Regions from separate parts of the Mus musculus genome. Here region 1 is linked to region 2. Evidence: chromatin contacts called from ENCODE Hi-C or POLR2A ChIA-PET data. All regions are on one chromosome and are shown on one strand. The core of a region is the stretch at or near the end of the contact, and the rest is flanking DNA. Distances in the headings are between cores, read along the strand shown. Region 1 holds the start of 0610040F04Rik (RIKEN cDNA 0610040F04 gene). Region 2 has its middle 34 kb from the start of Setmar.

The links. Hi-C counts contacts between places; a loop is a spot of excess contacts on that map. ChIA-PET counts read pairs that join two places held with the same protein, here RNA polymerase II (POLR2A).
Region 1: a map of heart shows a loop between it and region 2 (3-fold over the local background). The contact joins the promoter of 0610040F04Rik here to the enhancer-like site in region 2. A Hi-C loop is called at or near these places in 1 of 37 maps with a recorded cell type or tissue (heart). POLR2A ChIA-PET finds 5 or more read pairs at or near these places in 1 of 5 experiments (embryonic stem cell).

The regions. Positions count from the first base shown.
Region 1 is chr6:108,658,476-108,663,501 of GRCm38, reverse strand. It overlaps 0610040F04Rik (RIKEN cDNA 0610040F04 gene), which reads left to right and starts at 2,568. Exons shown (of 7, transcript NR_104577.1): 1 at 2,568-2,685. It overlaps Bhlhe40 (basic helix-loop-helix family, member e40), which reads right to left and starts at 2,873. Exons shown (of 5, transcript NM_011498.4): 1 at 2,510-2,873; 2 at 2,272-2,341; 3 at 1,890-1,997; 4 at 858-981. The coding sequence starts at 2,589.
Region 2 is chr6:108,096,190-108,101,321 of GRCm38, reverse strand. No RefSeq gene overlaps it. Among named protein-coding and RNA genes, the nearest start is that of Setmar, 34 kb to the right of the region's middle. Within about 2 kb of position 2,646, at least 1 of the 3 ENCODE cell types and tissues checked has a DNase peak (open chromatin) inside an H3K27ac peak, as active enhancers do; it is heart, where a contact is called at or near this core.

The DNA.
Region 1 (5,026 bases), core at 1,319-3,818, 560 kb before region 2:
CTAACCTATTCATCAAATAGTTGCATTTCCTCCGTGCAGTTTAACTAGGCTCTTTATTTGTAAGTCTTCTCCATATACTGTAGCTCACACACACACACACACACACACACCCCGAGATCAGTCCTGATCAACTTTCTATTTTTAGAAAGAAAACTGGCAGACATACTGGCTTGGTTTGGTTTCTGTGATTCTCATTCTAGCCTTGGACAGGACTGAAGAACGCCTATTGGGGTACATATTAGGATTCCCCCTGGTCTGTACCCCGATTCTCTGAAACTCAGGATAAATGAATGATGAAAGCAGTGGTTTCGTTGGATTGTGCAATTTGCCAAGATACCTGGTGGCTATTCAGGGAACCACAATGGAAGGCAGGCAAGAGGAAAAAAAAAAAAAAGAAAAAAGAAAACCTGCTGTCATCCTGCCAAGACTGCACCCCACATCCAAAGAGAAGGAAGCAAAGAAACAGGAAAACACTGGGGGCAGACCCGTGTTCTGTTCGCCCATGAATGAGGGCTCATCAGACCAACTGTAAAAACACCCACAATGCAAATTATAGGTGCCTTGGCATTTTAAAGGGGGATGGGGAAGTCTCCCATAACCTAGACACTCTCAAAATGTCACCGAAACATTTCATCACTGGGCTAACATGGACTCATTTCAGGTGGCGCACAGCAGCATTCCGTATGGCAAAATATGACCTTTTAGGAAAGAATCAGAAGAGCATCTCCCCCCCCCCCACCCCTGCCCAGTGACTGTGAAAAATGAATGGTAACAGAAGAGTCAGAAGCCAGAGCGAGCTCCCAGGGGCTAGATTGGCACTGAGCTCTCAGGAGACACTAATCAGGCCGGGGACTCACCAGCTTGTAAACCGCTCTGCAGGGCAATGATTTTCTGCTGCTGCTGATCAATTAGATTTGTCAATGCTTTCACGTGCTTCAACGTAAGCTCCAGAACCACTGCTTTTTCCAAGTGACCCAAAGTCTGAAGAAGAAGAAAAAAACGGAGAGTCTGTCACCCGTGAGGTCAGTGGAGTCCCTTCTGACACTATCTGTTAGGAGAATTGGGTGTCAACAACAACAAAGATAGGAAGAGTCTTTCCTGCTCCACTAAATTTAAAGTTTGCAGATGTTTTAACATATACACATAGATGATCAAAAGCTTAAAAAAAAAAAAAAGCCAGACACGTGTTGTCTATCTTTGGAGGCATTTTGGTAGTTGTTACAGTCTAGGGAGTGAGCTGACAGATATATTTCTCCAGCAGCTGCCCTGACCTTAACTTAGGGGACTCCGGGGATAACATTTATCTGCTGTGGTGTCAACCCAGGGAGGGATGTCTACTGTGTCTGGCAACCAAGTGGCTTTCCCAATGTGTTGCGTTTCTTTCTTTCTTTCTTTCCCCCCTGACACTTGTTCAGAACTTCCAGTCATGCTGGCTTTTTGTCTTCCTTTCCAAATACTTTTCCCGAAGGAAAAGCTAAAAAGCTTTTGGCTACCAGTAAAGATTATGACGAAAAAAAAAAAAGGCACACATTAAATAAAGTAGGTCCTATTGTAAATGAAAAGCGGACAAGGCTTAAGTTTTTAATTTCGTGGTTTGCTTCTTTAAGTCAGGGAGACTACAAGGTGGTGAGAGAGAGAAAAAAAAACTACCAAAAGGAAGCTGTGTTAGTGTTGAAGCCAACTTAAAGAGGCCCCAGATGGTTCTGGTTCTGCCTCTGCTTAGGAAGTTCTGGGTCTGGGGATGGGTTCCCTCCAAACCAGAAGCTTTGATCCGCCCGTCTAGCATGCAGTTCCCCGTGACGCCTGCAGGCGGCGAGAGACACCCCCACCCCACCATCCGCCCTCTGGGCAGAAGAACTGGGTTGGAGCGCAGCCAGCTTCTCACTTACAGTAAGTTTGAGATGTTCGGGTAGGAGATCCTTCAGCTGGGCAATGCACTCGTTAATCCGGTCACGTCTCTTTTTCTCAATCAGCCGGTGCGGCAGTTTGTAAGTTTCCTGCATGGAATACATGGAAGCAATGGGTGCCCGGGGAAGGGAACGAAGCTTCCTCCCTTCCTTCCCAACCGGTAGCAGGGGGGAAAAATTCTGCGAGGGCGCAGAGACGCACCCAGATTCACCTTCTCTGCCCCTTCTTTCCCAAGTCACTCATTTGTGGCAATGAGCTCATCTCATCTTGAACCCCCCAGCCAACCTTGAAACAAGCAAACTTTTCTTGGAAACTCAGCGCACACGAGGGGCTAAGGAATGAGGTTCCCAGGGATGCACCTACCTTGCTGTCTTCGCTCCGTTTTATTCCCCGCCTGGACTTGTACACTTGGTACATGTGGGCAAAATCCATCCTGCAGGGAGAGAGGTCAGAAAAAGCCGTGACTCCCGAGTGCGTACTAGCTGCAGGAGCCCTAGACGTGAAAGAAGCCCCCTATACTCTCAGAGATGCCCCAAGTTGAGAGTGTCGCGGAACACAAGGTTAGGAGTGGAGACTTGAAGGGATCACAGCACACACTTACCCTGACAGGTCTCCGTGCTCCAGCCCTGGAGCTTTGGGCAGGCAGGTAGGAGGTGGTTGCGCGCTGGGGATCCGTTCCATGATGCGGCGAGCAGGGGCCACTGTGCGCTCCTGTCTGCACTTAGTAGAGTCTGAGAAAGGGCTGCCCTGGAAGGGAGGATCCGAGGGTCTCAAGAGGTATGTTCCTATGAGCTAGCCTGAGCTTCCTTGCAATGCGCTGGGATGCCAGGAGCAGCGGCTTTGAGGTGTCGCTTCAGTTGGGGGCGTGCATGGCCGGGTGTCCCCACGGCTTCTGGCTCCCGCTCTGCACACAGACTGGCGGTGTGTGCTCGCTGCGCTGTCTGCGCCGTGCGAGCCAAGTGAATGAGAAGTGGGGCGGGCGGAGAGGCGGGAGGGAAGGGGGGGTTGCTCAGGGCGGAGCGGGCGGGGCGGGGGGGGGGGAGTTGCTGGAGGGGACGAGCCGAGGAGTAAGGAGAGGCTGCGGGCTGGGTTAAATGGGAGCGAGTGGGTGGGTAGAAGCTACGTGTTCTACCCTGTGACTCCAAGCACGTCTGGCCGCTGCCGGGGAGGGAAGGAGCGACCTGCCCGCCCTCCCCCGGCTTCATCACATGAGCCTCACGTGTTGGACAACGCTCTGGCGGCTGCGAAGTGCCCCCCCCCCCTCCAAACCTCGGGCCCCCAGGTGTCTGCGGCTGCGGCCTCCTTTCCCCGAAAGAGGGGGTGGCAGCGCAGCCAGAGTCCTGCCCAGCTGGGTGGGGGGCACGGAAGCTGGAAGGAACCGGGGAGCTGGAGGGGGGGGGGGAAGAGTTGGTAACGTGGGCGAACCTGCCCCAGGGAAATGAAGTAAGTTCCCGTCTCCTGGGAGGGAACGGGGGAGGACGGATTCCGCCCGCGTCTGACTCAAGCCGGGAGAGGAATATCCCCTTGGTCGCTCCAGCCCAGCCTTCTTCCTCCTCCCCCGCCTGGCCCGCTCCTAGGAACCGGTGCGCAGCTGAGGGAGTCGTCGGCCCCCCTTAGCCTTCTCCAGAGGCTGGGGTTTCTTTCCGTCCTGGCTTCCCAGCCCCCCCCCCCCCCCCCCCCCCAGCGCTCAGCCTCAGTGTCCAGGAATTGCCCGCCTTGGGGAGGGACCGAGGGCGGGGCGGATGTCACCCCATGGGAAGCGGGCTGGTGGCCAGGAGCTAGGGCAGCCGAGGCCGCCGCCGAGCACGCCGCGCGCACCTGACCGTGGACCGTGTGAGCCGTGCCGACCCCCTCCCCCCACCCCCACCCCGGACTCTCCCGGGAGCTCAGGTCCCAGGCGCAGCCTGCGGGTGGCCTGGCACCCGACTGGCGCGCACCCATCTCCTCCCGCCTTTCAGGGTGCCTCACTGCCCCCACCCACCCTGGCTAGTCAAGCACAGAAAGATACCGGGCACAGTGCCCGGCGTTCCCTCCCTCCTCTGCCCCCTCCGATGCAGAGGCGTCCGGGTCGCCTCCCCTCCGGCTGCAGCGTTACACAACCGCGGCGACGGCGCCTGCCCTGCAGCAGCGCGGGGCGTGACGCTTCACGTGGCCCGGACGCGGGCCGGAGCTCGGCTCACTTGCAAGCCTCTCCGCGCTGGCTTCCAAGCCTAGACCCCCGCGCACCGGGCTGCAAGGGATCTGCATGGGATCCCGCTGCTAACCAGGAACTTGGGTGGCGCTGTTTGCAGTCTATTCCAGGACAGGAGAGAGAGAGGAGAAAGCAGGACCCCCCCCCCCGCCCGGGTCCCTCCTCCCGCCCCATCCTCTTGGTTGATCACAGTGAAATCTCCACATTTATGCAGCACAAGTTCACTGAGCCCTTTACCCAGTCGAGCTCGCGGCTGGAGACAGTGGAGGTGGCAAACACGGATTTTGACCTTGAATTTACAAGGACCTTTGGGAAGGAGCCAACGAGGCCAACCAGAAGACCGCCTTCAGCAGAAAGTCTAACAGGGCCACTGGCAGGGAATATAAGATGAGAAAGTTTTCATTTAATACTAACCAAGAGGTTTAGGTAGTAGGGGTTAACCCACAGGCCGGTGCGCGGGGCACAAAGGGGCAGCACCAGGGGCCCCAGCTCTCTTCAATCTCGCGGAGGCCGCCCGGCCCCACCCCCACCGACCTGCATTGGAAAAATCTGGTCTCTTTGACCTTCTAACAGCCCGGAGCTGGGAAAGCATCTGAAACGCAGAACCTGCGGCGCTGTGAGCGGCGCTGACACACAGCAAGGGGCCAGTGGAAATTCATGACTAAAATAAGGCCTGGCTGGGGATTTCACTGACCTCTGCGCTCCCCTGCCCTGCAAGTTCGGAGAGTTGAGAGATGACTGTTAACCTTCCCTACCGTGCTTAGGGTCAGTCAACCCGCTGCGGAGTGACCTGGCTGGGAAATTGGGGGAAAATGAGGTCACTGCTAGAACTGGGCGCAGTTTGGTGGGTCAGTCGTCATTGTCAGTGTTCTGACGACCTGGAGGACTGGGATTCGCATGTTGATCAAACTGGGAGTGCATTTCCTT
Region 2 (5,132 bases), core at 1,397-3,896:
CGTGTTACTCAGATGCCTATTAATTAACAAGTTATATTCCAGATCCCTGACTTGGCAAATCCCTCCTATGCCCAATGGTCTGTCTGCTGCACAAAGTGTCTATACAAAAGGAAAGTTGGATCTGGTCTTTGCCGTTGTCTGTAATTCCGAAGCTCATCCTCTTTAACCTACCTCCCAATGAAAGTGCCTCTTATGGGGCTGGCCTTGTAATTCCCTGGCAGAGTGCTTACCGGGCATGTCCAAGGCCCTTAGTTTGATCCTCAGCATCTCAATTAAAGGAGAAGTTACTTAGGAGCATAGCAATTTAGCAAAGAGCAGGAAAGCAGGGGCAGCATCTTGGTTGGTGAGATCTTGGCCAGCCGGTGAACTGTTCTCTGAGCTGATTTGAGTTTGGTTTAGTTCAGCCTCATGATTTAAATGTATCCTTTTTGCTGTGATTACAGGTCCAGGATCTCCGTTCTAACTTCATCAGCTCCCACATTTAAAGGTTAAGATGTTGTTCAAGGGGACAATTAGGGTTTGGGAGAAAGGACTCACAGGGTACAGGGCTTTCCTAGCTCAGCAGTTCATGTGTTATGGTTTGGGGCTCTGAGCTTCTCCAGCATCATCAGGGTCAGTGAGTCAGCAGTATTTTCAACATTACTAGTAGTAGTAGTAGTAGTAGTAGTAGTCCCCTCCTCTTCCTCTTCCTCCTTCTTCATTCCTAGTATCACATGAGTGTACTATAGAATTTTCAAGAGACTTCATGGTATATAGCTTCTTTTGAGTTCTCTGTCTTTTTTAGGAGTGAGAACTTTGAGAGTGAATTCTCTAGGAGAGAAGCCAGGTCCCACAGTAACTACCTGTCTTTGTCTTTGAAGAACATGACTCACCCTTCTCCAACCCCTCTGAAGACAGCCCAGCAAGAACTGAGCACAAATTACTCTAAGAACAGCTTAAATGACCTTCCAAGAAGCTGCCATGCACGTCACATCTTCCACATAGCCTTTGAAACATCATGTGGTGCATGGACAAGTCTCATAGCTGGAATCAGTCTAATGTCAGACTCCCACAAGTGTTCCACATGTCAAGGAAGGTTTCTCAACATGGAAGCCTTCACTCGAGGGGACAATGGTCTGGGACCCTCTGTGTCCTTAATGTCTTCTCTTTAGGAGATGGCTGTATTACAAAGCCAGTTAGAAGGGCCAGGCTCTTGCAGTCTGAAGCACCCACTTCGCTCTTCCCTGCTGAGGTTTGACTTCTTGGTGCTATGGCTTCTGATTACTATACTTCGCAGCTAGCAATTTCAGGCACCTCCTAGGTGCTCAGGAGTGCTTAATGCCCATGATCTAGTTTGATCTGGAGCACAGTGGTGGGAGGAACTAGTTGTTTTGGGTCATTATTCCCAGTGGGCATGTAGGAAACTAGGACTCTTAAGTGTCTGCAAGGTGCCCTGGGGCAGCTGTGGGATGAGGTAGGCTCAGGACTTACTGTTTTTGTTGCTGCTATGGTATTGGATATTTGACTTTATTGTGCCTTTGGTGACGGGAAACATGGATGGAGTCTGAGAAATTATGAGGCTGAGCAAAAGGTCCGTAGGGAGAAACAGGCAGGAGGGAGGTGGCTGAGAACATTAACTTCAGGCTGTCAAATTCAATGATTTAAAATCTGGTCCCACCGCTTGTTAGATCTATGACTTTGACTGAGTTCACCAGCCCATTTATGGCTTGAAAAGCAAGTGAAAATATGTATAGATGACATAGAACCCAGGCTGGGCTGTTAAGGTCGTATAGTGTGATGTACGCATAGACCCTTGACTTGCCTTAAATCCAGTCCCAACTTGGAATGTCTCTGCTTTGCCACATCTCAGTTCCTCCAGTGAGTTAATAAGACATTGGAGGTTAAGACCATGGCATTTTTGGAAAGACACACTTTGAGCCCATCTTCCCCCTCCCTGCCAAATGTACCACTTATTTTTACAAATAATTAGATGACTCTCAAGAAAGAATTTGTCACCCGGGCAGTGGTGGCGCATGCCTTTAGTCCCAGCACTTGGGAGGCAGAGGCAGAGGCAGAGGCAGGCAGATTTCTGAGTTCGAGGCCAGCCTGATTTACAGAGTGAGTTCCAGGACAGCCAGGGCTACACAGAGAAACCCTGTCTCAAAAAAACAAAAAAAGAAAGAAAGAAAGATAAATGCTGGAAATAATGGCAACCACAGCATACATTGTCAGCTCATTTGTGTTCAAGTGCGTGAACTGAGTGAAACTGACAGAAGGGGCTGAAATCCATTCTGAAGAGCAAGGGGAAGAGTGTATTCACTGGGCTCATTCGAAGTCTGCAAAAGTGTACAGTTCAGTTGCCTGGTCTTTGTGAAACAAGGCTGACCTTTCCTATTCTCTTACCTCCGCTGCTGGGCTCAAAATGGAACATTGTTCCTTAAGAAATAGTTTGGGGCCCTTTGCTTCTGTTCCAAAACAGTTGTAAAGAGTTGAGTGATAGTGGTAGAAAGCCACCATCAGGGCAGTCACAATCACGTGTATAATCGTATTAGCGAAGGCCTTCGCTTCGGGACATATAAGGGAAGGCAAAGACTGGAACCCAGTGGCCATTGTTTGTGGTCTCTGAGCTTTTAGCAGTGTTTGTGGGCGGCAACATTTGCACTTCCTCCTGTGGCCACATTTCAGCTGTAAGGTGGCTGCCAAAAGTACTTTTATGTGTAACGTTCTCCCTCTAGTGGCCAGATGGGCTTTGTAGTTATTTATTTTATTGTTTTCTTACTGTTTTTTTAATAAATCGTCTGCAAATTTGAAGAACCTTTCATTTAGGGGTGCTGTGGATTTAGGGTTGCTAAGAGGAAGAAGCTAAATGAGATGGGGTACATCTTCTCTTGGGTCAATGTTCAGGTGTTTGTTTTTATTTGTTTATTTGTTTTTAGTTTATGTGTGTGAGTGTCTTGCCTACATGGGTGTGTGTACATCACCAGTGTGTTTGGTGCCCACCAAGGTCAAATCCCTTGGAACTGGAGCTCCAGGACAGTTGTGAGCACTTTGTGGGTTCGGGGAACCAGACTTGGGTCCACTTCTGGAACAGCTAGTGCTCTTGTCTGCTGAGCCATCCTCTCTCCTGCTCCAGCTGCTAGCTTTGTGAAGAATAGGCAGAAAGAGAGCTTTGAAATGATTCCTCATCTTTTCATTTGGAGTTTTGGAAACATTATTTTTCTAGCATCCCTTATTAAAGAAACTTGTCTTTGCAGTGGGTGGATACCATTATGGAGAATCACGACCAGTCAGAATGCAGAGCTGGGGAGCCTAGTCTCAGAGTCTGAATTTACTGAACATCCCCAAACCTAAGGCTCAGAGAACATGGCAGGAGAGGGGGCAGAAGGGTCACAATAGATACGAGAGTAGAGGGTTTGCTGGGAAACTGTGTCTTCCCATGTCAGAAGCTACACCCATAAAGTCTCACCAGCATGACTGCATAGTAATGTGAGGTGAGCAACGGACATTCCAAAGTGCACAGGGAAAGCCCACGGGGCCTCAGCTCTACAGGAAGAATATTGGAATGCTGAGAGCGGGAGAAATGCTCTTCCCCAGAGAAGAGCACACCAACTGCTTATCCAATACCAAAGGTCCCTGAAAACATACATACAAGTAGCATTATAGAGTCTGAGCAGGTTATATTTAGGGAAATAAACATATATGCATATATGCATGGAACAACAATTAATGAAAAATAGAGGCTATGTATTTGAAAAAGAACAAGTAGAGGAATATGGGAGGGAGAAAAGGAGAGAAATGATGTGATTATATTGTAATCTTAAGAAAGTATTATTAATAGCTATCAAGTTTCCCCCAGAAAAATCTGTATTTTAAAAATGTATCATATGTAATCAATACCTGGGGTAAAACTAGCAACTCAAAGGAGTAAGTAGAGGTTGAGGCAGGGAGACTGTTGATTTGAGGCTAGCCTTAGCTATGTAGAGAGACTTTTACAAACAAACAATACAACATAAAATGTTGCCCCACCCCCACCCCTGCTCTCTCTCTGGTGCTTCTCTTTTATTCTGTAAGTTCTGATCTTTCAAACCCATGGCAGTAGGTTATCATTGTCAATAGCCTCTTTCCAGATTATTCTATGCATTTATAAACAGTACTACATATGTATGCTAGTTTGGACAGAATCAGCTGATACACACAATTATGTCTGTGCTCATACATAGAAATGATGTGGATAGTATAAAACCTTGCTTTTATAAAACAAGATGGAGCTGGGTTATATAATTTGGTGAAAAAACACCCGCTTAACATTTGTGATGGTGTGAGAGTTTGATACCCAGCACTGAAAGAAAAAGAATCTTTAGATAATACTATATCTTATACAGCTTGTGACGGTGCTGTGTATTGCTGTGGGGATGGCTCATCTTTAAGTTCACTTAAGGTTTGTATTTATTTATTTAAGATGCATTGGTGGTTTGCCTGTATGTATGTTTGTGTGGGGATGGTTAGTAGATCTCTGGAACTGGAGTTGCAGACACTTGTGAACTGCCATGTAATTCTGGGAATTGGACCCCAGTCCTCGGTAGAGGGGACAGTGCTCCTAACCACTGAACCATCTCTCCAACCCCTCCTTCTTAAAATTTTAAAGTGCACCTTTTAAAATATTTCATTTTTAAATCATGTGTATATGCTTGTGTCTCTGTATATGCTTGTGTCTGTGTATATGTGCATGTGAGTATATGTGCTCTCAGAGGCCAAGAAGGATGGGTGGCATTCTCTGGAACTAGAGTTACAGGTGATTCACAGCTGCCATGTGATTGCTGGTAATCGGACCTGAATCCTCTGCACTTCTTAAACCATTGGGCCATCTCTCCAACCCCTAGATTATTGTTGTTGCTTTAAATTATGAGTGTGTGTCTGTATGAGTATGTGAATGCAGGTACCTGCAGAGGCCAGAATATGGTGTTACATCCCCTAGAGCTGGAGTTACAGGTGGTTTGATTCACTCGTCCTGGGCGTGAAACTTGGGCTCTCTGAAACAGCAGCTTTTAACCTCTGAGTCATCTCTCAAGCCTAGGTATAGTTCATTTTAAAACAATTGATTTGATTTAAACATTCCTTTACCCTAAGTATCTGCGTATTTTAAAAAAAATCTT